Regions from separate parts of the Mus musculus genome. Here region 2 is linked to region 1. Evidence: chromatin loops called from intact Hi-C (ENCODE). Cell type or tissue: heart. All regions are shown on one strand. Each heading gives the region's core, and the rest is flanking DNA. Links, peaks and the distances in the headings are about the cores only. Region 1 overlaps Tbc1d31 (TBC1 domain family, member 31). Region 2 overlaps Gm35682 (a long non-coding RNA gene).

What was found. Hi-C counts contacts between places; a loop is a spot of excess contacts. Peaks named below come from ENCODE experiments on the same cell type or tissue, not always from the same donor. Only the 100,000 strongest peaks of a DNase experiment are listed, where the experiment ranks them.
Region 2: a loop joins it to region 1, with 2.6 times the contacts of the local background. A loop is called at or near these places in 4 of 42 quality-filtered maps.

The regions. Positions count from the first base shown.
Region 1 is chr15:57,957,919-57,973,312 of GRCm38, forward strand. Tbc1d31 (TBC1 domain family, member 31) reads left to right here. Exons shown (of 21, transcript NM_001081396.2): 17 at 419-511; 18 at 2,925-3,065; 19 at 5,886-6,006; 20 at 9,991-10,086; 21 at 11,806-12,150. The coding sequence ends at 11,939. LOC115488500 (a long non-coding RNA gene) reads right to left here. Exons shown (of 3, transcript XR_003951568.1): 3 at 14,337-15,394. Among named protein-coding and RNA genes, the nearest start is that of n-TMcat16, 10 kb to the right of the region's middle. In heart, for the core only: a CTCF peak has its summit at 7,659; a DNase peak (open chromatin) is centred at 9,053; H3K27ac peaks cover 875 bases.
Region 2 is chr15:57,592,102-57,607,495 of GRCm38, forward strand. Gm35682 (a long non-coding RNA gene) reads right to left here. Exons shown (of 4, transcript XR_384108.2): 2 at 9,884-9,931; 3 at 7,989-8,175. Gm35771 (a long non-coding RNA gene) reads left to right here. Exons shown (of 5, transcript XR_384110.4): 5 at 636-726. Among named protein-coding and RNA genes, the nearest start is that of Gm35771, 21 kb to the left of the region's middle. In heart, for the core only: a CTCF peak has its summit at 8,634 (motif pointing right); no DNase peak of the experiment used is centred there; H3K27me3 peaks cover 592 bases.

The DNA.
Region 1 (15,394 bases), core at 2,846-10,845:
CAGAGAGTAGACTAACAATCAGCTCACAGGAAACTTCAATGTAGAAGAAGTTCAGAGCTTCATTTTTAATTGAACATGTTACTTTAATAAGAATAAACATTGTTTGTCTGCAGCCCAACTTCCAGTCGCCTGGTTTTCTGGAGCTGGGAGCTGGTTACCGTAACGGGGACAAGCTGCCACCTGCTCATCAGTCTGTCTCCATGGGCATATGGCGGTTGGGCCTGCTGTTTAAAAAACATAAGCTTAACCCATCTTAGCCCTGGATTCCAAGAGAGCACTGCCGTGCTGCCAGTTAGTCAGTTTCCAACCCAGTTCTACTTGTTGTGTTGGTAGTGCTCTGTGGGTGTCGGGTTACAAGATCACTGCACCTATTAAAGATTATGCTGTGAGGTCCTGACAGTCTGTGCTTCATCCATAGGTACAAATGAGAGATCAAGAAATCGCTGCCACAGCCAAGGACCTGGAAATAAGGCAGCTGGAACTCGAAGCACAAAAGCGACTTTATGAGAAGGTAGAAAGCAGCTCTCTCTGAAGGGAGGAAAGCGCTGCCCTTCAGCTGACCTGTGGACAAGGCTGGACCCCCTTGTGGTTTCTAGTATTCATTCTCTTTATCCTTTATGCAGAATATCGTGTAACTTAGCAAATGGCAGAATGCATATGTGTAATGCTTCGACTCCTGGTTCCCCAACAGTGTGGCCACATTTCCACGGTACCAGATTGAGCCCAAGTTTTGCCTCAAGATCTCACTCTTGCTGTTTGCTGAGCTCCCCTGTGTTTGTGTGACAGTGATTGAAAACACCCCTTTCCACCTGCTCAGTATCAGACTCCAGAACCCTCCCAAACCTGAAGTGCTGAGTGCTGAGTGCTCATATAGGAAGTGCTGAGTGCTGAGTGCTCACATAGGAAGTGCTGAGTGCTCACATAGGAAGATTCCCTGAACCTTTGGGTTTGAAGGAGCACAAAGCAAGAAATGGGAACTGCTTTAACCTAGAATTATCTAGAGTTAAGTCAGCAAACGTAGAGTTAAGGTATATATTTTATCATTGAAAGGAGCTGTTAATGCAAGTTTTTATTTGAGAAAAACATTTTGTTACTAAAGAGTATTTTGCAATTCTCTTTCTGGATGGCTGTAGATCTTCATAGTCAGCCTGTGTGGTAGCTGCCATTGAACCATACCTTATTTAAACATAAATGTTTGGGCTGGAGAGACAGCTGAGTGGTTAAGAGGCCTGACTGGTCTTCCCGAGGACACAGATTCAGTTCCCAGCACATACACAGCACCTACAAACCATCCGCACCTCCAGCTCCCTCCCGAGTGGAAGGACGGGTAATCTAGTGCCCTCTTCTGCCTCTGCAGGCTCTGTGTGTACACATGTGGTGTACATGAATACATGCAAGCAAAACACCTATACACATAACTAACAGTAATAAGTCTTAAATGTAAATGATTTATAATTTTTAGCAATAAACATCTTTATATATGTACCTTTTCTGCATGTAATTGAAAATGTTTTTAGCTAATTATTAATTAAGCTGTTCATAGGTCACTAGAAAAATAATAATTAAAAAAAAAATCTCCAAATCAAGAAGTAAGTCCAGGGGCCTGATCAATGGCACAGTGGTTAAGAGCACCCACATGGTCTCACTGCCATCTGTAACCCCAGCTCCAGGGCTCCAACCCTCTCTTCTGGCCTCCATGGGCATTGTATACACAAGGTTCACACACATACCTGCAAGCAGAATGCTCATGCACATAAAATAAAAATGTCTTAAAGAAAGAACTCCTGGGGGCTGGATTTTCATCGTTTAGTTTTAACACTAAGTAGCGTAGTGGTTGAGAGCATGGCTACCCTGCAGAGGACCAGAGTGAGGCTCTCAGCAGCCATGCCAGCTATCAGGTGGCTCACAACTATCTGTAACTCCAGTTCCAGGACATCTGAGGACACCTGCACTTCACACACGCACGCACACACATGCATCACGCATGCACGCACACACACACATGCATCACGCATGCACGCACACACACACACACACACACACAATTTAAATAGATCTTAAAAAGAAATAACTGCTGGGGCTCTGTGTACTGGTGGATGGAGCACTTGGTAGAAGACCCAGGCCCTGGGTTCAGCCCCAACACTGAACTAAAGCACAGCTGTGGGTGTCCTCAGCACCGGTCGGAGAGTTGGCTGGCACACAGTTTGTATTCTGCCTCTTTACCATAGATTTATCATCATGACGGTTGTTTGCTTTCCCTGTGCCCCAGCAACCATACCATTTCCTACCCCTGGCAACTACTGCTCTGGTGCCCTTGTCTATGGGTTTGCCGATCGTGGATATCCCCTATACATGTACCACCTATACAGCGGCTTCTGAAGTTGGCTTCTTTCACTTAGCATAATGTGCTATAGCATGACTCGGTGCTTTATTCATTTCAATGGCCAAGTAATGAAATGCCGTGCGATCTGAGAGCTTTGGATCTCTGCTGAGCGTTCAGCAAGGCAGCCCCACTTTCTGATTGTGCGAAGTCTCCCTGACAACAGAGAGCGTGGAACCTCTTAGGTCCGCGCACTCAGACCTCGACTCCCTCCTAACACACTCAGACCTCGACTCCCACCTTACACAGGTATCCTGCCGAGGCTGCTGGCTTTCAAAGGCTGATGGTGAGCTTGTGGGCAGGGTAGGAATGGACGGCTTCTCCTTGAGACATATTCCACAGCATGCCACACACCTTCTGTTACCTTCCAGAATTCAGGAGTTGATTCTGAGCATCTTTGCCATTCTCTGTGTTTCTATGGTAACTTTTCAGGGACCCTGAAGTTGTCAGCAAATCCACCCCTTTTTCTTTTTTTATTTTGACAATGAGAAAGTTACATTGACCTGGGGGCCTGAACAAAGCAAAGTCCCTTTGTGTTCAACAGGATCTTACTACAAGTCAAGAGGCTGTTGCCAAAGAAATCCGAGAAGATACAGATGCCCATAGGCGGAAAGCGGCTCTGGAAGAACACATGTTCCAGAAGCTGCTAGAGAACAGCCAGATGGGGGGCAGAAGGGCGCAGAGGGTGAGTCTGCTGAGCCCAGCTCACGTGTTGTGCGTGAGCTTACATGTGCCATGCCGTGAGCTTCGAGCTGGACTTCTGAGAGCACACATTTGAAAGTTTTTGAAGTTGCAGTGATTTCATTTATTTGTTTGTTAGTCTGGGTCCTTTGATGTCCCAGGCAGGGCTTTGTGTTCATGGTACTGAGTGCGTCGGTGATGTGCGTCATACATGCCCTGTGAGAGGACAGTGAGACATAGAGGAACGCATGGAAGAACTAAGTAAGGTCCACTTATTGTTCACTCCTGTGTTCTCTGGAATTGTCCCGGGCAACATAAAAGTTGCAGAATCCCCGGCTTTGCCAGGCGTATAGGAATTTCCAAGGCATCTTACCCAGTAACTCAGGATTGGAAACCCTGGCGTGAAATGAGGGGTTACGGCAGAGTTGAGGGTGCTGGGTATTGTTGAGGCCTTAAGGAAATATTTCCAGTTATTTTCTGCATTTCTTGTGAACTGCCCTTTCAGAAGTACCAGCTGAAGAGGGTTGAGATGGGACAAGAGACATTGAGGAAGAGCTTTCTCTGCTGTCCCTTTAACGTAATGTTAAGTGGGTGTGTCGCAGGCTGGCACTATTCTAAAAATTAGAACTGATGGGGGCACCCGTCCCTTAGCTGACTCCTCCGAAATACCATAGTGTTTTGTTTCTCTTCCCAGGTTCTGTACATCTGAAAAGGCTTTGCTTTCTAACTGCTTTCTCAGGGTGTTAAAACCAGAAGCCGTTGACTCTTACCTTTTCTCTAACCTGGAAGTTCTCAATGAAGCAGAGTCCCTGCAGGAGCTTAGTGCTGCTGTTGTGAAGAGGGGGTTTGGTTACCACCTAAGCTTGAACCGGCCTTGAACTTGCGGCCCTCTCCCCTACCCCTCGCCACACACACATACCACAGTCAGCTCTAAAAGCTTTTAAAAAGTACCAGCTGCCCTAGTGATGGGTTTGACTGGTTTATGGTGGGGCCGGGAAGTCAGTTTGTTTAAACACCCACCCAGGCTAAGTAGATTCTTGAATACAGCAGGTGGATGCCCACATCTTTCTGAAGTTTACTCTTTCTTAGGTGATGGAGGACAATTTGGCAAAGGCCGAGCAAGCCTGCCTGAATGCCGACTGGCAGATTCAGACTTTACATAAGCAGAAGTGTGCCGATCAACAGCGCAGCCAGGGCTACTATGACGTCGCCACTCTCCTCCGTGAGAACAGACGCAAAGAGGTCGAAGTGTTAAATGCAATGATGGAGGAGGAGGCTCAGAAAGTAAGGGAAGCTTACAGACTTCTGGCCAGTTGTTAAGCTAACCTCTTCCCATGCTGGCTGGGGACTGAACCCAGGGCTTTACAGACACAGGGCAGGCACCCTCCCACCGAGTTATGCCCCTAACCCATCAAATGATCAAAATATAACGGGTACTATTCAAGAACATGGTCTAATCCTGACGCTGCTTACAAATGATCCCATGTCTTATATTGGTATATACATTGTTATATTGTTGTTTCCACTTAGTGACTTTTGGGTTTGTTCTTGCTAACTTGATGTTATAATAGTACTGTAATACTTAAAAACAGTAAGAGAATTTAAAGGGAAGACACTGTAGCCAGTAGTAGGCAGACCCAAAGTAGCAGAGCTATAAGGAGGAAAAGGTGACAGACTGCCCTTGGGGTCATGGCTGTACTGACACTTGCCTTCCCACTCTGTGCCCTGCTGCGTGACCTTCATTCCTTACCACTGTGTCACTCACTCACTCAGTGATGCCGGAGTCACAGCTGTGTATCTTCTGGCTGACCCAACCACTCTGGAGCCTTAGGAAAGTGACCTGGGAGGTCCAGGCTTTAGGTGGGTAACATCGGTGCCCCCCTGGAAGCTATCACCTCATGGCCCTTTCCCAGGTTCACCTTTCTCTTGAGGGAACCTGTCTTTAGCCCTTTTATTCAAGGACAGGAAAGAAGGTTGAGGTACGGGGTGATACCCAAAATACTGACATCGTTAGCTATAGGAACATTGTGGGGGGAGCCCTCCCTTCAAGACAAGGATTGCTGGCAATGTGTCAACAGACTGTAAACTTTGGTGAAATTTACTTGAGGTAAAATAACCACTTGAGGGTGGACTGAGAGTCCTTGCGCGAGTGTCTCCGGCACAAATTGTGTCCAGCGTTCTGAGTTCTAATACTGCCTCTACTGTTGTATGGTCTTGGGAAAGCCGGATAATGCTCTGATGAGTGGAGGGGACATGATCTCTGCTGTCCTTTGGCCTCCGAGTTTGAGATTCTTTAAGGTTTGCATTTAATGAATTGGCATTTTAATCACAAAATGTTTCTGTGTAGCATTTCTGGATGTTGTAGATTCACTACTTAGTCATCCTGTGAACTCATTTTAAGATGGACTTTCTCATTTTATAGGGGGAAGGCTGGGCAGTAGGAATCTCTAACCTTTATGATTGATGTGTGTCCCAGAGCTGAGGGAAGAGGTCTCTGACTTCCCTCGTCTTTGTAACCTGGGCACAGCATTCATATTAGATGGAAAGGCATTCCCATGACTGGGAGGCCAGCTGAGTCTGCTAAGTCCTGGAACCTGGGACACAGTCGCTGCTTGCTGGGCAGAGTTGAGACTCAGCTTCCTACTTCACGTGCTAACAAGACCTGCCTCTGCCCTGGCTTCTCACGTGGCCATGCCGAGTCCACAGCAGCACCAGGGCCTGTGTGCTTCATCCTGTGCAGAGAGGCAGAAGCAATGGGGGAGCTACTCTGCCGGAGTAGTCTGTTTGCAGTGTCTAATGGTCTTTTTGTCCCGCGTGTGTGCAGTGGAAGGAAGCCGAAGAGAAGGAATTCCATTTGCAATCAGCAAAGAAAGCCTCTGCCCTTTCAGATGCCTCTCGAAAGTGGTTTTTAAGGCAGGAGACAAGTGCAGCTTTGGAGCATGAAGGTGAGTGTCTACAGGGTCTGCGCTGTTACAGATTCCTTAACATGCTCTTAACATGATAAACTACCACTCTCTTCTGTTGCTTTCATTCAAATTACGCTTGGGGGTGGGAGTAGGGGTGGGGGCAGTGAGAGGTACAGGGGACAGATGGTAGGCTGTAGAAGTAGAATTCATGAATATGGAGTTCTTGTTAAGAAAACACCCCTGAGCTGCGGACAGCGTTTAGCAATAGAGTGCTTGCCTCCCATATGAGAAACCCAAGCTCAGTCCCAGCATAGACCTCACAGGTAATAAACAAAGGAACCTCTAACGCCCACGGGACTGTCTTATTCCAGACGACTGTGGTCTTTGGTGCTCTCTTAATCTAGAATCTGCTTTGTTCCCTAAGAACTATTCGGATTTTAGTAAGGATCTATGCTTTGCCAAAAACAGTGTGCTCAGCAGCACAGGACCTTGCAGAACCTAACTTAAGTTTTAGGAGAAGGCTTACAACCATTCAACTGTAAAGTCAAAATTCTGTTGGGCCGGTTGAGATGAGTCAGTGGGTAATGGCCCCTGGTGCCATGCCTGGCAGCCTGTGTGGAAATCCCAGGACCTGTATGATGGAAGAGGAACGCCCTCCCCCAGTCATCTTCCCACTTCCATATGTGCAGTGTGGCACACATGTGCGTACACATGCACAAAATTCATACGACAGACAAACAAGTGTAATTTTAGATGAAAATTATAATTCACCATTCTAACGCAGCATACAGGTATGGGGAAGTTTTCTTGACTGCATATTGTACTGCCAGTCTCTTTATAGTATATGATTATTACCTTTAACAACGGCTTCCCTGGTACATAACTTCCCTCAGGGTACAGTTCGCCTGCTTACAGTGTACAGCCAGAGTATGTGTTCGTTGGTGTGGTAGTCTGTACCTGTGATGCAAGCACTCAGGAGGCTGAGGCTGCCGTGAGGTTCAGGCCTGTCGGAGCTGCATAGTGAGAGGTGAGGGGAGAGAGAAGGGCTGCGGCCACACAGGGAAATCTTCTTCCGCTAGAAATAGGACGTCCTGGGCTTCAGCGTAGTTGACCTTGAAAACCTTCTGTCTAGTTGTGAAAGCCAAACACGAAGGCCTGCATGCGCACTGAAGCCCATCCACGTGAAATCACCAGGGCTGGTGCATGTGTACGAAGAAGAGTAGATGGGTGATCGCCAGAAAGTGCTGGGGAAACGACTACTAAATGTCCCCAAATGAGTGAGGATGACTGTAATCACTTTTGATGTATCGATAACATTAAATTTCTCACTTTCAAAAGATGAACTGGCCAAATGTGGAGGCACATCCTATAATCCCAGCACTTGGGAGATAGAGGCAAGAGCATCAGAAGTTCAAGGCCAGCCTGCACAACCTGAGAATTTGTCTCAAATAGAAGGAAGGATATGATACATAAAGTATATATTAATAGAACAGTTCCTCAGAGATTAAAGACAGTGGGAGCCAACAAGATGGTGCTGCCGGTGAAAGTATCGTCCATACGTGCCTGATGACCTGAGTTTAATCCTCAGAAGTCACAGTGGAAGGAGAAGCAGCTCCTGAAAACCACGCTGCCCCTCGCTGGCTCAGCCTGTGTGCACACTCTTCCCACCACAGAGTAAGAGTAAATAACACAGTAACATTGGGAAACACGGTCATCAGATGGAGCCATTGGGCCAGGTTTCAAAATGCTACGTGTTGAAGAAAGAGCAGGGAGGGCTTAGCAGAAAGAGATGACACTTGGGACAGATGACCATGATGGAATGTAAGGGACCAAGGGCAGGGCAGGACCCTGGCCCAAGTTCCTGGGGTGAGCACAGCCGCTGAGATGTGTGCCTTTGGTTTCTCTAAGTCCAGTTCCGTCTTTATAAAGTGAGACGATTCTGGGCTGGGACCTTGAGTGTTGTTCCATTTATCACAGTGTTTTCTAGCCCCTGTCGTTTCTAGGCCTGTTGGAGAAACATGTATACATACATATTGAGAATGTTTTCTCTAGACTTTTTGTGGATTTATCACCCGTTGTTCCTCACAGAATTGGACGAGCGTAACCCAGCAGTGGTATAAAGCTGCGTGCTCTGTGGTGTTAAGGGAGCTGCAGCAGAGAGTGCATGTCCGTGGGTGGCTGTAAATGCCTTGGGCCAGGAGAACATGTGGCCAGCATCAGGAGTCCCAGCCACGGGACTGTGCACTGGGGCCTGGCTCGGGTTTATGGGGGATGAAGACAGCCACAGACAATAGGGTCTCTTGTGCTAGGCCAAGGAGTGGGGCCCAGACTGTTACCAGGCTATTCGACCAGCTGCATGACACAGCCTAGGGAGGCACTAGGACAGGTTCTCCTCCTGCACCGAGCTCCAGGCCAGTGCTCAGGAGTCGGGGAAGCAAGGGAGCTGGTGTGCACTGTTGGTTCCTTTTGCATTTTGTGGTTTATGTGATATGAACTCATTAAATAAGTATTAGTTTTTAAAAATAAATGGTCAGAGTTGGGGAGATGGCTCAAGTAATCTCTGAGCCACCATGAAAACTGGAATTCCCCTATCCAGGTAAGTGTCAGGAGGGCATGGAAGATTGCTTGTAATCCCAGCTCTCCAGAGACAGAGACACAGGAGCCCTGGAGCAATCTGGCCAGTTGGACTAGCTGAATTGGGCAATGTCTGGGTTGTAGTAAGAGCCTCAATATAGAAAGTGGGCAGCAGACTCCTGACATCAGTGTCTGTCCCCCATATGCACATGGACATTCGTGCCTGCACATCCACATAGCCACACATTAAAAAGTGAGCAGTCGCCTCTGAAGCCTTAAAGAGCTGAGGGAAGGAAACATCAGGCTGCAGCACAGAAAGCGCAGGCACGTCCTCTGTGCTCGCATGTGTGATGGGGAGGGAGCATCTTTCAATAAACTTCAGGTTGCTTTAAGTCCACACATGCAGAACTGCATTGGTGGTGACGCTCTGATGCAGCAGGTGCAATAACGGACTGAGCGGAGCAGGGCTAAAGCAGAGGCCAGCCTAGCTTCACAGACGAGCCTGCTCAGCCAATGCTTGAGATACTGCTGTAGGCAGAAGGCCAGTACTTGGCTGAGCAGGAAAACATCACTGAACAGCCTCTGGAGGTGACAGATTAGACAGGATAGTGGAGGCCAGGGCAGACAGATCTCAGCTCCGGAAGGGTGGGTAAGAGGAGCCAGGGCCTGGCTTGTGGTTCATCTGCTGCATGGCAGTGGTGTCGTCCCCTACACTGGGACATTTGGAGGCTGGCAAGCTTGTCACATGGCTCCATTCCCTCCCTATGTCAAGCTTTTTGATGATAGAGATGGTGATGATGCAGGTGAGGCAGATTCCAAAAGGCCTTGTTAGCGTGCGTGGAGCAGTGGGAGTCAGGGCTGGGGGAAACAGCTGAAGGTGAGCACGGTTTTGTTGATGCTTATGTCCATGTGTTTCACTTTGTACTGAGTGCATGGCTATAGCAGGGTTCTCTCCATCCACTACACTGTCCTGCAGATTCACTCTAGAAGTCGAGTTTGGCAGCAGGTGCCTTGCCCTGCTAAGCTTCTGCTCAGCCCTGTGTGGTTTTCATGGTGAGGGTGCAGGTAATGAGCAGAAGGGCGCCTTTGGTGTTCAGGATCACCCCTGACCTCTTCTCTTGCGGGAGTCTGGAGCCTTGTGTGTGCTGGGCAAATGCTCTCCCACTAAGCGATGCTTCTGTCTGGCCCCTGGTGTCTATGTCTTAGCTATTTGATGGCCTTTTGTTTTAGCTGAAGATGTTCTGAAAAAGCCATTAGCAGAGTTTCTGTGCAGCTCTGGATCCCTGACACCGTGTTTCTTCTTGTGCTGGAATGGCCACAGTGTTCTTCCCAGAACAAGAACGTGATGGTAACCATCCGTGCAAGTGTGAGTTACCGAGCACTGTCTGTCGGTAATAGAGGATTTCCACTCACTCTCACACATCCTTTCTCTCTCCTCTTTATGAGCAGAAATGCCTTGGTTGCAAAGGCAGTACATGGACTCAGCCTATCTGCCTCAAACCTCACGATTACATGATGTTTCTGACATGGACCCCTCAACACACAGTAAGTTGATAAATAAGGACGCCTCTATGTTGTTTGACATTTCATACCGTTTAAGCAGAGTGGAGATCAGCAGAGGAGGTAGAGCACATGTGCTTTCCTAGGGCACTGTCAGTAGGGAATCTAAAATGGGGCAGTGGGAGCCTCCCAGCTCTGCTGGGGAAGACAGGATGAGGAGCAGCCTCACGCACGGGTCATGTGACTCCATTTCTTTAGCCCCCAGATAACAGGCTTAGACACTGACTAGACTAGTAATGTGGTTCCAGCATGCCCCACCCTTACCCACCTGAGAAAGGTCAGCAGGTTGACTGGTGGCTGTGAGAGACTGGCTAGGTGACCCGTGATCAAGGGGTCACTTGACTTGTGCCCAGGGCAGGGCTGAGATCGTGAGTTGGCCCTTGAAAAACTAATCATATTCCAATAGAGTCGGTAAGTCAGAAAAGGAGCTGGTAGGTGACTGTAGATGCAGGCCTGTAATCCCAGTCACTGGGCAGGCTAAGAAGACAGGTCCAGGCCAGACCAGCCTGAGAGCCTAGTGATGCTCAGGATGAAGGGGCTGGTGATGATGCTCAGGATGAAGGGGCTGGTGATGATGCTCAGGATGGAGGGGCTGGTGATGATGCTCAGGATGGAGGGGCTGGTGATAGGCTCAGTGTGGGGCCAGGGTTATCACAAAAAAAAAAAAAACATATGTATGTATGTATGTATATATGTATTTATATATATATACATATGTATATATGTGTACGTATATATACATAGACACACATATATATACATACACATATACATATATACATAATTTTTTAAATCTAATAAGGAGAAGACAAGAAAACTATTAGACTTTTAACTGGCTTTCCAATAAAGCTATTGTCTAGATAAGGCGAAATTTGACTCTTTGAGAGGTCTTTTGAACTCTCTTAGAAGAACAGCCTTTTATACAAGATCCCCAGAAGCAAGCTTTATGAGAACTGTGACTAATGGCAAATCATGAAACTCCACTATCATGTGAAGTAGCTTTGCTGAGTCCTGTTGGGCACATCTGTAAGTTCTGTGCCAGAAGGGTAATTAAGCCTTGTCCTTTCTCCAGACTTAAATATTTCTTTTGATAGACAAGGTTCACTGTCTTACTCAAGCAGCTGGAGCAGCCCTGTGCCTCCAGCCTGCACCGGGGACCCCACACCCGGTACACAAACACACACACACACACACACCTGGAGCTGTGCACACCCAGATAATCTGCACTTCAGAGGGGTAGGGAGGAACCAGGGTTATTTGGCAGCAAATGAAAGCGGAATGGCTGCCTGCTTTGGGGGACGAAACCTGTTTTCAGAAGCTGAAGCCATTTAAATGTGTAGGGGCACTCCCTCCATCCCACAACATGGAGCAGTATAAACTCCAGCAGCCTGCTACTTTAGTGCTGACCTGGACTCCCCCACGCTACAATGGTCCTGTATTTGGGGGCACTCCTGACCTGGAGTCTGTCTGTCCTCCTTTCCGTTGAGTAGCGTGGCAGGATGTGTGCGGCCCTGAAGAGCTCAAAAGTCCCATTGGCTGGGGATGAAACCACAGAGGGCCAGGTGATATGGTTGGCGTTTTGTTCAAGAAATTTTTTTTAATTTGTTGGTTTTGTTATTGATTATTCTAACAATTGCACTGAAGATAAGTACTATATTAGTGCATCAGAAAACTCAGCTGCTAATTATAAATTTTATTTTCCAGTTTTTTCAAGAAATTATCCAACAGAATGGAACCACATGGAACACGACCTTCTCAAGAACGTGCGAGATCTTCGCAGGAGACTCACAGCCCGGGCTCGGAACAGCTGTCGGCACCCTCATCTTTTGGTGACATAAAAGACAGTTTACCATTAAACAATCAGAGATACCTTTTTTAATCAATGGCATTGATTTTTTTTCAACTATTTATTCTAATTTTTTATAAAGATCAGCCTTTTGTATAGAGAAATATGTCTATAAAATTATGTTTTCTATTGAATTATAATGCTTTGGCTTGTAAAGGGCTTCTGGAATCTTTCACAATAAAGATTTTTGGAAACTATCAAAGCTGAACTGTCTTCTTTGCTTACAAAGACCAGCACAGACTTCTGATGAGATGAGGTTTATTTTAAAGATAAATGAAGAAATAAACAAGAAGACTCAAGTCTAGGAGACTGCAGAGTGAGTACAGGGACAGGCCCAACCAAGCCTGATGACCCGAGTTCCCAGGCTAGCCCACAGGCCAGAAGGAGAGAACCAAGCTGTCCAGCTGCCCATCATAAGCAAATACCCATGTGATGTCAAACTGCAGTACCGGGATTGCCTGAAGGGCCCATTTGTGTTCTGTGCTTCAGGACTGTTGGGCCTCTTGCTGTGACCCCACCCACCCCAGCCCTGGCTCCAGCTCAGCTTCTCCAGTGTCTCCTGCCCTCTACTGACAGTAGCCAAGAGTGACTGCCTCTACCCATCCAGCTGCTGCCTGGGCCTCCCTTTCATCTCTGAGGGACTTGCAAAGATTCAACGTGTATCTGAAGTTCCTAGCCCAGTGCTTGGTATATAATAGATGTGTGGTACTTTGCAGTAATTCTGTTTTCTGGGGTCACTCAGAAGAATCTTGCTGTAAACCAAATTCATCTGGAAAATGCTCTCCATTATCCACAAAGAATCATAATAATAAGACACCACCTGTCTTTGTGCAAACATTGGTTTCTCAGAAGTACTTCCTCAGCCTGGACCTTTCCAGCCATTACAATAGAGGCCGTTGATGGTGTTTTGCCCCAGAAATAGAGGACATAGAATGTAGAAGGTGGTGAGTACTTTAGAAAAGGAGCCTGAAGGCCTAAAAGCACTCAAGTTCTGGGGGCTGGAGAGATGGCTCAGTGGTTAAGAGCACTGACTGCTCTTCTGAAGATACTGAGTTCAATTCCCAGCAACCACATGGTGGCTCACAACCAGCCGAAATGAGATCATGAGATCTGGTGCTCTCTTCTGGTGTGTCTGAAAACAGCAACAGTGTACTTACATATAATAAATTAAAAAAAAAAAAAATCACTCAAGTTCTAAAACGCTGTGGTTCCACCTGCCATAATCAGCTGTGTATTGCAAACATCATCTCTTAAGTCCTTTAAAAGAAAAGGATTTATCTGTGTGTATGTGTGTGCCTCTGTGAGTTTGTATACACTACATGCATGCAGGAGCCCAGAGAGGTCAGAAAAGTGTGTCAAATCCCATGGAACAAGAATTAACAAGTGGTTGTGAGCCGTCATGTGAGTGCTGTGGACCAAACCCAGATCCTCTGCAAGAGAGTGCTCATAAGTACTGGGTCATCACTCCATCCCTTTTAGGTCCTTTCTGGCTAGAATTTAGACCTACTCTAATTACCTTTGTAAGTGTGTGTGTCTGTGTGTGTGTACACACTCACTCGTGAGTGTGAACATGTATGGCCTTGGACATAGAATTGTAATATCTCATTTCTTTAATTTAATATCTCATTCCATCCCTGTAGCAAAAGGCATTTAAGAGTACACTTGCCCAAATGAAGATGGTTTTCTGTAACCTTGAACTTTTCCACCCTCGCACAAGTTCCAGAAATAACAACTCTGAGACTGAATTATTTATGAATAATTGCCTTTGGCCAGTAGCTTTGGCTTGCTTCCACTAGCTTAAAACTCAATTAACCCATTTCAACTAGTCTAAGTCATACCACATGCCTGGTTACCTCTCCTTCACTCTCATGCTACCGTATTCCTCAGAGTTTGAGCAAAAATCCTTGCCTCACCTCACTCTAGCCCAGAAGTCTGTACCACAACTCCCACCTCCCTATTTCTTGTCTAAGCTAATAGGCCAACAGCGTTTTATAGACAGGTGATGCTTCCATACGTTGCACAAGAGAGTCTCTCTACATTTTCTATTGCATTCTCTTGTTTTCTGAGTGAAGCAACCACATGCTCTGAGTTGCCATCTCAAAGGTTCTCATGTTTAATTAAATATATAAAAGGCATTTCCAATTATCTCTTCCTGCTTCTTAGCAGGGGTGGGGGTGGGGGTGTGTGCTTGTGTGTGCATGTGGAGGCCAGAGGCCAACACTGGTTGTCATTTACTAGGTGCTAGCCACCTGACTTTTTTTTTTTTTTTTTTTTTTTTTTTTTTTGGTTTTTGGAGACAGGGTTTCTCGGTATAGCCCTGGCTGTCCTGGAACTCACTCTGTAGACCAGGCTGGCCTCGAACTCAGAAATCTGCCTGCCTCTGCCTCCCAAGTGCTGGGATTAAAGGCGTGTGCCACCACCACCCAGGGACACCTGACTTTTTTGAGACATGTCTGGATTAATTTTTTTTTTTTAGTGCAGGTTCTGGGGGTTGAATTCGGCTCCTCTTGTCCGCACTTCACCAGCTGAGCCATCTCCGCAGCCCCCGTGCTGTGAGCCAGATGGTGCTGACCACGACCTTTTCTTTCACTCGTAGGACTTTCCTCCGGTGCCGACCACGATTTGTGTATGTTGGTAAGGGCCTTTCCAAAGCGACCGCCGCAGAAGGTGACAAGGCAAGGAACTATATGTGGCATGATTTATGAATACAGGTGCACTTACCAGAGAGTCTGAATTTGATGCTTAATGTAATTGTACCAGTCTGGGTCCAAATCACCCATTTGTGCGGAACAAGCATAACAAAAGACATAATAAACTCATAGGGAACCAAGTAAGAGATGAGAAGGGAACACTGGAGAAAGCCCAAGGAGAGTACCCCAGAAGGACAGACTCACAGGGGTTACCTTTGCCAAAGCTAGTCTACATCCCCAGGCAGCAGAAAACCGTGTCACAGGATCGGGGACCCACACGGTTCCAAGCTGACAACTAAGCATACACAAAGACTCAGGGTGGGATGACCATGTCATCAGACCATGGGAAAAGTACCCATATGCACAGACAAGCCAAGGCTGGTGGGCTAGACTCAAAGTACACCTGCTAGCTGAGGTCTGGAACCTGCCCAGCTTGTGTTGAGCCTGCAGTGACGTAGCATCAGTCAGGATGCAGCTGCACTCTCCTCCAGAACCCCCTGAATATCACACGCATGCGCGCGCGCGCGCGCACACACACACACACACACACACACACTTTGCTGTGGGGCCTTGAAACAGAAACAAAAGTAAGCAGAGATGTGTAGCTAGCTGACAGCGTCACAGAAGAAAAGGGGACCTCGGCCCCCGCTGCAGAGCAGGGATCAGAGGGACACAACATCAGCATGCGCAAGCTGGAAGAGGCTCTAGAGCTTTTTGGTTAATTGACAAGTACACCCAATATTGGCCTCTGTTCGGT
Region 2 (15,394 bases), core at 3,891-11,890, 360 kb before region 1:
CCACCCACACCTGATCTTCTCCCATCCCCTTTGAACAGACTCCTCTAGAGACCAAGCCCTCAGCAGCAAATGCCCCTTCAATCCTCACCTCTTCCCTGTACATCCCAGACATCAGCTCCCTCTCCGTAAAGCATATCTGTCTCTGTCCCACAGGCCTCTCAAGCATGAGTAATAGTTGACCCCTCCATAACCCTGAGCCTCGTGGTCTGGAGTGGGGACAGAGACATTTGCTCTTCTACACTGTTTCTTCCAAGTCATTTCTCCTTCGTGCCTCATTGTGAGACAAGCAATCCCATTTGAAGTCACTTTACCCAACCTTCTCATCACTCACTTTGGTTTCTCCCATCCCTCATCACTTCATATACGGTAGAGAATGTCAACACTGGCTACTCCACCTTTCTTTAATTTCTCTTCTGACTCTGGATGAGTTTAGGCTGTAAAACACTGGGTTGGTCATTCAGTCCCTTTTATTCTTAACTCCAATAAGCTTTGACTTTACCCCAATGCAGCCAATTAATTACATGAAATAAATCACTAAGTCTCCATCAAGTAGTATCAAACAGAAAGCTGACAGCTTCTGCTTGTCCTTCTAATTGGTCATCTGTCATCTATACAAAGCTGTTTCTATTTACCAGGTATATACAACCTACAATGGAAGACCTGGCCATCAAGCCCTGCCTGGACCTTTTGGACTACCCAGCAGTAATAAATCATGACTGCTGTAAGCCGCCAAGTTTTTTGTGTGGTGTGGTGTGTGTGTGTGTGTGCACGCGTGTGCGTGTATATGTGTGTATGTACGTATGTACATGAGTGTTGTGCATGTATGCATACCTGTGCATGTTCACCTGTATGTGCATAAGTGGAAGACAGAAGTAGGCTTCCAGTATTTTCCTCTACTGTTCTCTGCATTCTCTCTGGCCATGGGGTCTCTCACTGGCCATGGGGTCTCTCACTGACCATGGAGTTCTCCATTTCGCTAGGTTAGGAAACCAGGGAGCCCCATCTACCTGTTTCTCCTTCCCACCTGAAAGTGCTGGGGAATGATTTTACATGAGGCTCTGGTTAACCTAGCTTTTTACTGGGAATCCAAACTCAGGTCCTTCTGCTTTGGACATCAAGCACTCTGCACGGAGCCATCTCCTAGGCCCATTGAGCCATTGGGCTTTAGATTGCTTTGTTACCCAGCAATAAAGAGATGCAATGCATTTTCAAAATGACTCTAAGAAAATATTATTCAGTATGGGTGTGAGGACAGTGAGGTTCCATAAAATCTTAACATGTTCAAAGGTGTGCAGCTATGGTGGATTCCAAGAGCCATCTAAGATGGAACTAAGCCCATGTCAATGACAGGACCCACATTCTTCCTTCTAGACACACAGTGTCCTGCTTAGTTAGGAGGTTCTGATGAGTCTGGCACCTGCTCAAATTCCCTGGAGCCTTGCCTTTGCTGGTTATTAAATCTCTAAAATGTTGCCCTTGCCTAGAAGCACAGAAGGAGAACAAGAGAGGCAAGAATTCTAATCAGCTTTGGAGATGTTGAAGTCTTCCAAGTGTAGGAAGCACCCCTCCCCCCCCCCCCCCAGCTTTGCTTTCCTAGCCATCCAACCTGGCTTGCTCTAGATACAACCAGCACTTGAGGCAGATCCGCAGAAGTAACAACTGGCTCTGCCAGGCCTTCATGGGATATCAGAGCACAACCAGAATCAGCTGTCAGCGGGCCTGCCCCACAGGCCAAACAAAAACCACACTGGCGGTCACATGTTTCCTTCATGCCTGTACCCCTCACCTTTTTCTCACCTCGTAGTTTTTGCTCTCTGCTTTATTGCTTTGGAATGCCCCTCAGATCATTATTATGGAATTAAATTTCCTCATTTAATTCAATGTTTTCCTCTTGGAAGAGAGTTTTATTTCCTGAGCTTGATGCTGGACAGTTTAGGAGATAATTTTATTTTTTGAAGACTCCCTTGTGTCTCCATGGTTAAAGGCATGACAAATTCACAGTATGCCCTACCAGTTATGGAGACTCTGCCTCAAGCCTGGATGGCAGAAACAAAGTGATTCTGCATAAATTTCAATCTGCACATTCATAGCAGGCAAGGCAGTGACCCAGTTCTGCTGGAATGGATGTTGATCCTTTAGGGCAAGGGATGAAAAGACTTGACATTAATTTTTCCAAGGGCTGAGGACATGGTGTCTTTGTGCCTTCGTGACTGAATCTGGAAAGGACTTTCTTACCTTAGTGTCCTTTTTAGCAGGATACTCCTATGTTGGTGGCTTAGTTGGGGGTTTCTATTGCTGCAACAAAACACCATGACCAAACCATAGATGTTCACGTTGCTGTTCATCACTGAAGGAAGTCAGGAAGGATCTCAGCAGGACCCTGGAGGCAGGAGCTGATGCAGAAGCCATGGAAGGGTTCTGGTTATTAGCTTGCTTCCCATGGCTTCCTCAGCCTGCTTTCTTATAGAACTTAAGACCATCAGCCCAGAGACCTACAATGGGCTGGGTCCACCCTCATTGATCACTGATTGAATAAATACCTTACAGCTGGACCTCATGGGGACATTTTCTCAACAGAGGCTCCTTCCTCTCTAGTGACCCTAGCTTGTGTCACCTTGGGACACAAAACCAGTAGGTACAGTTGGCATTCTCAATTCAGGTTCTCTTTTTAAGGGAATTTTTATTTTTATAAGCTGAAGTTGTCAGTGGCTGGGGAGGGGGGTCTACCTTCAAGAAACATTTCCTACTGTTTCGATGCAAAAGCACATAGTTTCTGTGATGGTCCTAATCTCTTTCCCACCTACAGATGCTTGCTGGCACCCATTCTGCAATGTCAGATACCAACCACGTCCGCTCACCTTCCCTTGCCAAACGCACACATCTCACATCATTCTGCTTCGAATCCTCATTTTAAATCTCAGCAAATGCAGTGAGCAATAAAGATGTCACCTCCTGAATATGAGGCTGTCTTGAAATTTTCACCACCCAACAGAATTAAACTATAACTTTTGAATTCGTCTTCGTTCAAATTTTCAGGACATTGGCAAAATACAGCCAGATTTTCCTACCATAATATAACATAAAAGGGGCCTCAAGCCCCCTTTCTGAGAAGTTACTGCTTCCATATCATGAAACCTTATGAGCATAGGTTATAGCATTCTAAGGTTTCCCTAGCTACAGTTCCAAAATCTACCATATTCCTCTCCCCACAAAAAATGTAATTAATCCTAGACCTAGAAAAAGAACTACTTAGAACCTTGATAAGCTTATTTTAAAAATGTGTACCCCCTATAATGATAGACTTCCCTCAATAGCATCATTTAGCACACCTCCTAAAGCATCTATCATCTTCTAGAATAGCGCCTCCAAGTGGGAGCCAAGTGTTCAAGCACATGAGCTTACGGAGGACATGTTACATATAACTCAAGACTTGAATGAACTGTGTATCTGAAAAACTCTGAGGACCTTACAAATCTTCCTAATCTTCTCACTGCTGTGCTATTGTTATTCATGTACGGATTCTTGGAGTATCTGTGCATATGATGTCTAGTTTATACATTTTTATGTATGAACCGAATAAGAGGATGCATGTCAATTCCTGAGAGTGGTGCTTGGAATCTGATATGTGCTCAGGAGCTAGTAGCTATTCTGATGGTCACGGAGGTGAGAGGGGAGGCGCAGTAGAAATTCAGAACAGTTTTAAATTCTAAGCTCTGAAGGAGGATTGCTTGTGATTACTATACACTGTTCAATTTCCTTTCACAGCACTGGGTGCTGACAGGAGGCTTTCATATAAAAGTCTTTCCTTACCATTTCAGCAAATTACAGATCCTAATGCCCATCAGCACCAGCCCAGAGATACAATAACTCCTAAGCTACAATCCCTACCCAGCTTTCCCTCAGAGAAATAAAATAGCTGTTGAGTATTGGTTCAAAGTCAAAGCCTGGCGTCGCTGAGTTTCCAGGAACTGTGGCATTGCTCCCTGCCTGAGGATTAATGACCAATGGTCCCATGCTGCATTCTTACATATGCTAGCTGGGCTGCTGACAGAGTACCTCCTCAAACATTGCCAGTTTACTCCTGAATGCATGTACTCTTCTCTCTCTCTCTCTCTCTCTCTCTCTCTCTCTCTCTCTCTCTCTCTCTCTCTCTCCCTGCCTCCCCTCCCCCTCCCTCCCTCCCTCCCTCCCTCTCTCTCTCTTTCTCTCTCTCTCTTTCTCTCTCTCTCTCTTTCTCCCTTCCTCTCTCAATATATAAAGTAGAAGCCAGGTTTACTTCGCATCCATACGATATCTCTCTCTTACTCGTTCCCCCCAGGTATCTCCGTCTTAATCTAAGAAACTGTACGTAGCTGTGCCAACCTCTAGTATCTGTCACCACTTCAGCGAATGCTGTTCATATATCCTTAGAGGTAAATGCCACAGCATGTCCCCATTCTTGCCACATCACTCACTGCCAGAGGTGAATGCTACAGAGTTTCAGGTAACAATGGTGGATAGAACAGATGTGTTTATCCCTGGTCCTTCAAAAGTCTCAATGAAAATATAGTAAACACTGTCTACAGACATTGTATCAATGGCAGAGAAGATACAGAAGAATTTGGTGGGTAAAAATCTAGAGATCTGGAAAACATGTAAGCCAGTAAGAACTCATTTAACAGACCTGAGAAAGCTGACTTCCAAGCCAACAGTGGGAACAACTCAAGAAGCTGACCAATTTGCTCTGCGGAGTCCTGGGTACCTCTCACCATCAAAGTGATGTAAAAAGAATTTACCAGCCATCAGTTGAAAGAGTACTCAAGACACAGGGAGACTTTTCAAAGTTTTACATCCTACCACTCCCCCAACCCAAGCAGAGGTAAGCTCATTCATTCCTTTACAAGAATAAAGCATATTTGAATCCTTAAATCATGAGCTTAGAATCAACCTAAGTGTCCAATGTGACCAAATAATTAAGCTTATTCACTAGGCTAAAGAAAAGAGAGTTTATAAGGTTAAAGAAAGAGGTCAGGAAGAATCTAGAAGTTTCTTCCCAATACTGATGGGCTTGAGTTTCTAAACTAGAAGGACACATTAAATGTTAATTCTTGGGCAAATGGATGTATCTGGAGGATATCATCCTGAGTGAAGTAACCCAATCACAAAAGAAGTCACTTGATATGCACTCACTGATAAGTGGATATTAGCCCAGAAACCTAGAATACCCAAGATGCAACTTCCAAAACACAAGAAAATCAAGCAGGAAGACCAACTAGTGGATACCTCATTCCTTCCTAGAATAGGGAATAAAATATCCATAGAAGGAGTTGCAGAGACAAAGTTTAGAGCTAAGACAAAAGGATGGACTATCCAGAGACTGCCCCACCCGGGGGGTCCATCCCATAATCAGCCACCAAACGCAGACACTATTGCATACACCAGCAAGATTTTGCTGAAAGGACCCTGATATAGCTGTCTCCTGTGAGGCTTTGCCAGTGCCTGGCAAATACAGAAGTGGATGCTCACAGTCATCTATAGGATGGAACACAGGGCCCCCAATGTAGGAGCTAGAGAAAGTACCTACGAGCTGAAGGGGTCTGCAACCCTATAGGTGGAACAACAGTATGTACTAATCAGTACCCCCAGAACTCCTGTCTCTAGCTACATATGTAGCAGAAGATGGCCTAACTGGCCATCATAGGGAAGAGAGGCCCCTTCGTCTAGCAAACTTTATATGACCCAGTACTGGGTCAAGAAGTGGGAGTGAGTGGTTAGGGGAGCAGGGCAAGGGGAGGGTATAGGGGACTTTTGGGATTGCATTTGAAATGTAAATGAAGAAAATATCCAATAAAAAAAAGAAAAATGTTCATAACAACAGAGCAAGTGCATGTTAGGGATAATCACCTCTAATTTCGAAGACAATATCAAGTTAAAGATACAATACTGAACATTTCAAAAAGAACTCTTCAGATTCAAGGTGAGTCTGGATCTCCCCATAGCTATTCTAGACGTGAACCGCTGCAGATGAAAACAGCCCTGGGTATCTGTAGAAAGGGTCTATGGATATAGAAAACATTACCTAAACATGAGGTGGAAGAAGAGTATTTCATGTGTGGAGGGTCTTGCTATGGCTTGAATCTCTTTTGTCCCGTAAAAGCTGACGGTCATTTTGGTCCCTGGAGCAGCAATGTGTGAGGTGGTAGAACTTTTAATGGATAAGATCTGGTAGGAACTACCAGAGATCACTGACGGGAGATGGCTCTCAGAAGTAATTAATAATATTCATCTAGGTTCTGGTAATGGTGAGTTGTTTTTAAAATAATAATAATAATAAAAGCTTTTTCAAAAGTGCAGACACTATTCAGTCCAGTCTAGCCTTCTATATAGCCGTATGGTTTCTCCTCATACATGTTGACATTATAATGTCATATAGCCGTATGGTTTCTCCTCATACATGTTGACATTATAATGCCATCCACTATGCAGTGCCATAGCCAAGAGGCCAAGAAGCTACTGGCACCTGTGTTCCTGAACCTCTAGAATTGGGGTGAATACCTCTGCCTCTTTTTTTAAAATAACACAATATGCAATCACAGGTGTTTTATTGGTACAACCAAAAGGTCACCTTTCTAAAATTATAAGGTGAACCTAGAAAAAGAATGTGAGGAAGCTTTGAAATAAGAATATCAATCTGATAGTGAAGAAGGGAGTCCCAGGGATGCAGGGAAAGGGGGTTTGAGTATAGTCGTGAAGTCAGACTACAGGTAAGAAGGGGAAAAAATAGTGCAGGGGAGAACAGCTCAGATGGGCACAGGATGGATGACCCAATGACACAATAGCATGCCTGATGTGAACTAATGCGCTAAGGAGAGGGTTAAACTATTAAGCAGTTTGGGATGAATTAATGACAGAAATCAAAGTGGTTACCAACTCCAAGTTATCCTGATGCCATTCACAACAACAGAAGTAATGGTGCTTTGGCTCTGAATAGAGTCCATGTAGATGGGATATTGCATTCAGTAAACATTAGCCTGAGCAGATTACAAGTGGAATAATGACTGTGCCAATGTGGGGATGATCAGCAAATGTGCAATAGCTGTCATAATTGGAGCTGAAATATACTGCTTAAAGTTATCCGTACACTTAACAGTATCACAAAGGTCATGTCAAAATAACCAATGAAAAGTGTTGAGTCTGCTCGTTCTAGGAAACAGGGAATCATGCGGGCTGGGAGTATGGTGGTTTTCAACTGGACTTTCGAAATTGTTTGATCCTGAAAGTTACTACATGTAAAACTTTGGTTTAAAAAAATATGGAATGAAGTTTGAAATGATCCTGCATCCACAAGAAATTAAAAGATTGATTTTACTGTGACTCCCTCTGCATTGTGCACACATACACACACAGAGAGCCATTTGGATGATCTATTCTGCGAAGCATCTAAAGGCATGAAAATATTTCAGGGAAGTGTTAATGATGGCCTGTACCAATCTGTCTTTTGTAAATAATTTATCAGTCAAGTATACTAATTAGAGATAGGAGAAGCAATTGACATAGCAGCCCATCAATCAACAGCATTTGCTGCTCATATATTGAATACAGCAATAGACAGTCAACATTCTGGAAACTGAAAAAAAAAAAAAAACAAGTATATGATATAGTTCCTGGCACTAAAATCTTATTATTCTAGGAAACATATGGGGCATGAACATCTATAAAGTTAGATGGCAGTCCAAATTTATAAATACCATGTTACCAAAAAAGTTAAAGTTATAAAATGATGCCGGTAACTTTTGTGAAAGCACAGAAATATTGTTGAGAAGAAAGATAGAACATGATGCAGGGAATGAACCTCTGCAAAGGAGGTCTGGAAAGGTCGAGAAAGATGGTCTGGATTTGAATGTGTGGGGTGAGATGGGAAGTCTTTAACACATGGACCCAGGAAAGCAAGAGGCAGTCTTGGTACCATGAGAAGACTGCGGGATCTAAGGAAGCAGGTATCTGCTCACCAAGATGCAAAGGCAGTTAAGTTAGATGCTGGCCTATAGAAAACAAGTTATTCAGAAGCAGGTAATCCTGTCATCTCTAGTGAAGCCAAGACTCCAGTCAGTTGTTCAGTGAAGATGTGTGTCCATCCTTTATTGGCATCAGCAAGTCTCAGGGAAGTTTCTGATCCATGTGACAGTCCAGAGTTCCCTGGAAATAGCAATTACCTGTTATCAAAATCACTAATCGGCATCACAGAGAATCTTCCATAAATACTAAAAATGCACTTAACAGTTTCTGTACGTCAATGAAGGCACAAGGCTGGGCCTTATTGGAGAAGATGTCCATTAAGGAGAAAGTTCAAACACACTACTTTGCCAACAGCCTTCCAACTAAGATAAAAGCTAGTTCAATTCAAACGAAGGAAAGAAAGAGATAAACAAGTTAATAAAACAAGCATTTTTTACATTTATGTAATGCTTAGATTTCTTTAATGAAAACTATATCTGTGGGATATACAAAATATCACCTGGTTAAATAAAAAGTGATGACAAGTATTTAAACTACAAATCTGTTTGATTTATAATTAAAACCCCTGAATAATATGTAAGTATACAATCTTCATGTCACAAAGATGTATCAATGCTGTATCCATCAAAGTCCAGAAGAGGGCAGCCAAGAGCTGCTCCGGTGGACCTAGCCCCATACCCACTTGGCACCACAAAGGTCAATCCGCCCTCACCCTCTGCACTGAGGAGCCCGGAATCAGCTTGTAAAGATGTAAAAGTTGGTGAAAGATACAGACGTGGGGAACGTAGGCCAAAGGAACCCAAGGCATATGAAGTGCCGGCCCAAGAACCATGGAAAAAACAGAATGGAAAATAGATATAAAGTAGCCGAGGGTTGGAGGAACACGTTTGTTTGTTCGTTTGTTTGTTCGTTCCGGAGGCCAGCAGCCCTGATCAAAATCTTCCCATGGCTCTCTGCTTCCCATCACAAAAGTTCAGCCTAAAACAAGGTCCTGCCATCATCGAACATTTTGGGGTTCACTGAGCTTTTCGTTACACGTTCGGGGTTCCAAGCAAACCACGGGTATTATTCCCTGTGACTTTCATTCTCTATGTCTTTATCTCTCCTGCTTCTTCATTTCTTCATCCAGACAGTAAGTCCGTGTCAATGACCAGAAGGAAGGAAACAGGGTGTAGCAGAAAGACATTCACCTTCAAAGCTTCCATGATGAGGCAAATGGGAATACACATGTCATGAGCTACAGAGAACATGTCAAGGAGGTTAGAAGCCAAATCCAGCTCCTAGAAAAGGCTTCTCAGAAGAGGTGGCAATCCCCCTGTGGTCCCCTGGCCTCTACTCTCTACATGTCTGATCCTTCAGTGCACACTGGACTCATTGGCTATTTTCATCTGCCTGTCTGCCTTTTCCTACTTTTTTTTCTCCCTCTGCCCTTTTAGAAATATGCCCCTCATTTTCATTCAGTAGAGCTTGATTGACAGCTACACAGCTCTGGCCAAATCTTGGTCCATGATGCGAGAAAGGTTGTTCAGGAAGTATGTCTCTAGACCAGTCAATCAGGTCTCTTCCCTGGACCCCACAGCCTCAATTAGGAATGAAGATAGCTCCCTCCTCCTCTAGACTAGATGAGTCTGCCTGAAGAGCAGAGACAGTTTCAGACACAGAACCATGTCTTTTGTCTCATAGAGTATCCTGAGATAATGAGCTGGAGACAGAGAAAACTGTGTGTGTGTGTGTGTGTGTGTGTGAGAGAGAGAGAGAGAGAGAGAGAGAGAGAGAGAGAGAGAGAGAGTTGACCCACTCAAATCCAAAAATTCATTTGTCCTGAGTTAGGGCTGTGCCTGTGCTAAGCTGCATAGCATAAACCGAGCTCATCCAAAAAGATACTTACTTGTCTTAAGTGGACTCAAAAGGCCAGAAGCAAGATCTTCTCCAGGCTCTGCAAAGACATCAAAGAACAGTGTCCTTGTGGAATTTATTAGAAGAACCTCATCATACTCCCAGGAGAAGACCACATACACAATCCAGACCAGAAGAGAAAAAGAAATGTGCCCTGCCTGGCTGTACTGTCGTCTCACCACATGGCTACATGCTCATCCCCAAAGAAAGCCCCTTGAAAATAAGGGTTGCATTTCTTTATTTCAATCCACTAGCCTGATTATTGGTTGAATTTCATTCGGTCTGACCACACAGGACAAAACAAAGCATGTGCGAGCGCGCGAGCGCATACACACACACCTCCTTTTCGTAGGACACATCTGTCTCGACCAATATTCTACCCTTACACTATCCTTATATGAAATTCAATTCCTCCTTGCCCTACTGCATCCAATTTACTTCTAGAAGATTCCAGAGTAACACAGTACAGAGAAACTTTCTAAGTACTACATACAGTAAATTAAATAATAGTTAAAGCAATCTAGTTTCAAACAAATATTGCTCAGCCCACCCCCATGGTCCAATGGCCCCACCCCTCACATGGCTGCATCTTTAATTGTGTGTCCGATGCTATTAGGTTTTGCTTGAGCTTCAACATCCATGCACAACAAGAAAAATTTACTCAACAGCTAGTAGATGCCGAGTGCTTTAAACACATGGAAAATATACCCAAGGGAAGAACGGGGACTTGTGATTTTGATGTGGCTTGGTTTGTTGTTGGGTTTTTTTTTTAACTGTGTATATTACTGCTTTTCCTTTATAAACACTTTTAGAAGAGGCTAGTGAAGGAATTTGGCATGTAATTTACAAATACATGTATATCTATTTGAGAAAGTGGAAAGTTGTATGTACATATATAATTACATATATCATTTCATGTAGGAGAAATTTCTGAATGTGATGATTGCAGACTCTTACGGAATATATGTTGGTGAATGAAGTCTAGGGTAAAATAACTTTTGTTCAACTTTGGAAACTACAGACATTATTAAATAATTGTCCCTTCGCTAAAATTCTCCTCTGCACTCACCCATTCACACACCAAAGTGAAAAACCCTGGCCTGCAGCCCTTCCCAGGCCTTCAGCCATTATCTCATCTCCACACTGCCTCCACAAAAGCCTCCTGAAGGGCAAAGGGGGACCAGAGGGAAACAGACTTCCCATAGCAGGTGTGCCCACCACTCCACCAGCTGGCAATGGTACCCCCATAACAGCAGGGGGAGAGGCTGTTTCCATTGGCAGTTTTAAGATAGCATTCTCTAAGGAATGTCACCTGTCTTCAGCATCCAAAACCTTGCAAGTAGTAAGTGAATGTTGTGTATTTGGACATGGTAAGAATAGATGAGGGGTGCCGTCCTCACTCATAGAGAAGAATACACACACACACACTCTCTCTCACACACACACACACACACACACACACACACACACACACCAGGCACTGTGCTTGGTTGCTGGTTCAGTTGTGTGTGTCCTACTTATGTCCCCAGCAAAACTTGCCTGTGTGCTGCTCACAAAAGTGTCTAGTATTACTGAGAAACTGAAACTTTATTTTAATTCAATTCGATGTAAAATTTTACAACATAAAATACAGCTATTGGAAAACTTGACGTCTGTCTGAAACAAAATGGGGGGAGAATGAATTTGTATGTTTTTCAGCTCTAAGTTTTATCAACCTGAAATACCAATTAATTTTTTATAAAAATATGTTGTCCAGTTGAAATGTCAGTAAAATTCACAGAATAGTCTGGGCGTTTCATGTAAACATGCAGAATATCTCATTCACAAGGTTTCTTCAGGTAATATGTACAAAAATAATAACATCTTGGATGTCTTGGTTACACTCAACCAAATTTATCAAAATTGACTTTGCAAGTTTCTGTTTCCTTTTTATAGTGTAGTAACTAGGAACTTTATCTGCCTGTGTCCCTTACTTTTGTGTCCCAGGGACCAAAATACCTTCTTACAAAAACAGGTTGAGAAAGATTTATTTTGACTCAGGGTTTCAACCCATCCTAGTTCCTGATGGCAGAAGCTTGCAGCTCGGTGGAGATTCCTCATGCATCACATGACAGTGACAGACAGACAGACAGACAAGAACAGCAGAAAACAGACAGGTGTAATGTATGAAGTCTTTTTCTTAATAACCCACTTCCCTCAGCCAAGTCCCACCTTCCAAAGTTTCTTCACTCCAAAAAAACAGTGCTGCCAGCTAACTAACAAGCATTTAAACCATGAACCTATGAGGACCAAGTCAGATGGAAACAAACCACATGAATCCTGTTTCTTTTGGATATTCTTATAGATAGCAGTCTTCCCAATGATTGCTCCAATTGTCTCTTGCATTAGGAGAACAGCCACCCCTGACAGGGAGTCTCTCCCAGAATCAACAAGAGAGCATCTCTTCTGGTTTTGTTCCTGTTGCTATGACAAAGCAACCTGGGGGAGGGCTGGTTTATTTGGCTTACAATTCCAAGTTACAGGGAAATCAAGGCAGGGACTCAAGGTAGCTTTTCATATCACATCAAAGAGCACACAGAGGATAAATCAACGCATGCTAACTTGCTCAAATAGCTTTTTATACTCTATTCAGTTCTGGGCTCACCCTATGAAATGGTGCCACCAACATTCAGGGTTGGTATTGACCCCCCCCCCTTTTTTTTAAATGCCTCACAAGTACAACCACAGATTAACTCTATCTAAGAAATGCCTCATTGAGACTCTCTTCTTGGATGACAAAATAACCATAAAGCATCCTCAGCAGAAACAACTCAACATTCAGAGGCCATGATAAGGGAGAGAGAAAGGTAGGAGTAGGAAGTGCACTTCTGATTCCCATCTCTGATACCAGGGTCCCAGCCAGTCATAGGATCCTTATAGACCCATAAATAGTCCTCTTGAGATCCAGGGATGAGAAATGCATGACCCTGGCCCTCCAGGGATATGTGACTCTGTAGAATGGTGGCATGCAGAAGCATCTAATTCACCCAAAGGAGAAAAGGGAACATGGACACAAGGCTGCAGTAACATCAGGCATCTCTCCAGCTGGCATATATCTCTGTATAGTGTGGTGGAGATCACCCCAATGCTGGTCCAGGTACGTGAGCTTTGGCATCCATTCCCTCTCTGAGCCTTGGTTTCCATCTGTAAAAGCTAAAAGGGTTAGAATAGCCTCTAAGAGTACAGTGACAGCTGTCTCTCTTCTGTGTCACATTAGCAGGCAAGTAGGGTTCCAATCAGATCTATGGCCAAGGCTTTATAGAAGTTCATTTCTATGTCTAGCTCCTTAGTCCAAGACAGTTGAACTATAGGGCAAACATTCAGTAAAGCTATACAGGAAGGGCTGCCAGAACAGGGTTTGGCTCAACAGCATCATTGAGTACTAAGTACAGCCCACTTTCCCAGGATGTATTTCCATGCCTCAGAGAGTCCTATTTCTCTTCCAGGAGGCCCTGAGTTGGAAATGCACAACATGGCCTTGGACACACATCACACATCATAAATGCCAACAGACCTGGAACATCTGGATACAGCTTTCCAGGGTTCAAGTGCCCTGGAGACTGGGTGAAACCAAGGGAGCAAGTAGAAGAGAGAGCCCTGCCATTCAACCCAGAAGCCCACAGACTCCCAGCTCTGATCCTGGATAGCCAACAACTCCCTCAGCCTCTTAGATGAAACACACTCAGACTCTGTGTGTGTGTGTGTGTGTGTGTGTGTGTGTGTGTGTGTGTGTGCAGGCATCAGGAACAGAAGGGAAACTTCACTGAGTGAACAAAGACGTTTTCACTTTCCCAAAGCTTACATCCAGTTCTAAGATAACAAAAAAGAAGTGTTGACCAAGTTTCCCACCAGTCACGAGAACTGGGGTGGCATTCTATCAAGCTAAGAAGAACAAGTAAATCCCAAGTATCTAAGAGGAGATGATCCAAGAGAGCCAGGCTGCCTCCTCTGGGGAACACTGAGTGTCTTTCCAGATGTCTTTTGGGGCCTCTTCAACAGCAGAAAGCTGACACTGCTATGCTCTTGGGACATAAAGGGTCTTCCAAATGACTCCATGCCTGGTTATCCCTCTACACAGCTCTTGAATTGTGACCATCAATAATGAGAGCAACGAGCTGCTACTCTGCCATTTCCCAGGCCTCTTCCCCACATCAGTCAGGAAACTTGTGGTTTTTCTCTTATCTCCTGAAAGCTGCCAGGCACTCTCTAAACTGGAAGGATCCCTAATGATCATGGTGTTTAGTTTCCTCTACTGTATCCCAGAGGCCTTTGCCACACTGATGAGCATTTATCAGCCCTTGAGTCTGCATTGTTGCAAAGCAGGACATTAAAAACCAACGTTTAAGTTGTTCTCTGTTTGAAAGTCAACTGAGATTCCAACATAGAAGAAGCTGTCCGCATCCTATCTCTGAACCAGGTGTGAGTCTGCCATGACTGCAAAGGAAATAATAAAGAATATAGTCTAGGGTCCCAATATATCCACCTACATGGCCTTGAAAGAGTTGGAAAGGTGGATAGAGGAACTAGACAGGGATCTAGGGAGAGAGCAGCCAGTCTTGACTCCAGTTCTCATGTGAGGGAGAGACTCTTTCTCCCCCATTCAAATCCAGACACTAGGGTCTCAGCAAGGCCTCCTGTGTGATCCCCAAGAGTACAGAGACTCGGGAGTCCAGTGTCAAACTCACTGTGAAAAATCTGAAGGGCCAGAAATGGCTGGGTGTTTGTACCGAGACCAAGGGTAGAGTGTTGAAGGACCTTTGATTCTAAAGTTTGTGGGGATAAAGGATGCCTAACAGTTTTCATGAACCAGAACTGACCTAAGATGCAAAGCAGCTTCATGTCAGGGGCTTGAGGGAGACCAGGTGAAACGGCAACAGAAGAGACTTATACCCTTGCTCAAGCAAATGTGCCCCAGTGTCAGGGAAGAGGGAGGTGCTACATGGATTGTCAACCAAAATTCCCCTTTGAGAGAGAGAGAGACCACTGTTAAATCCAGATGGCAAAATCCTGCCCCTTCAATCCATATCTCTGCCCTCCGCTCCTAAATCCTGAAGGTATCAAAGGGGAGGCCCAAGAAGCCAGGGATGTAGCAGATGCCCAGGTGAAGGAATCTAAGACCCAGCAGCCCACGAACACAATACACAGCAGGGGTCAGATAGGTGTGGCCAGGCTGGGAGAGAGAGAAGCTGAATGGCTAAGATCAAAAATTCAGGTGACAGCAGATGCTGCCGAGGATGTGGAGAAAGAGGAACACTCCTTCATTGTTGGTGGGATTGCAAGCTTGTACAACCACTCTGGAAATCAGTTTGGCGGTTACTCAGAAAATTGGACATAATACTACCAGAGGATCCAGCAATATCTCTCCTGGGCATATATCCAGAAGATGTTCCAACCGGTAAGAAGGACACATGCTCCACTATGTTCATAGTAGCCTTATTTATAATAGCCAGAAGCTGGAAATAAC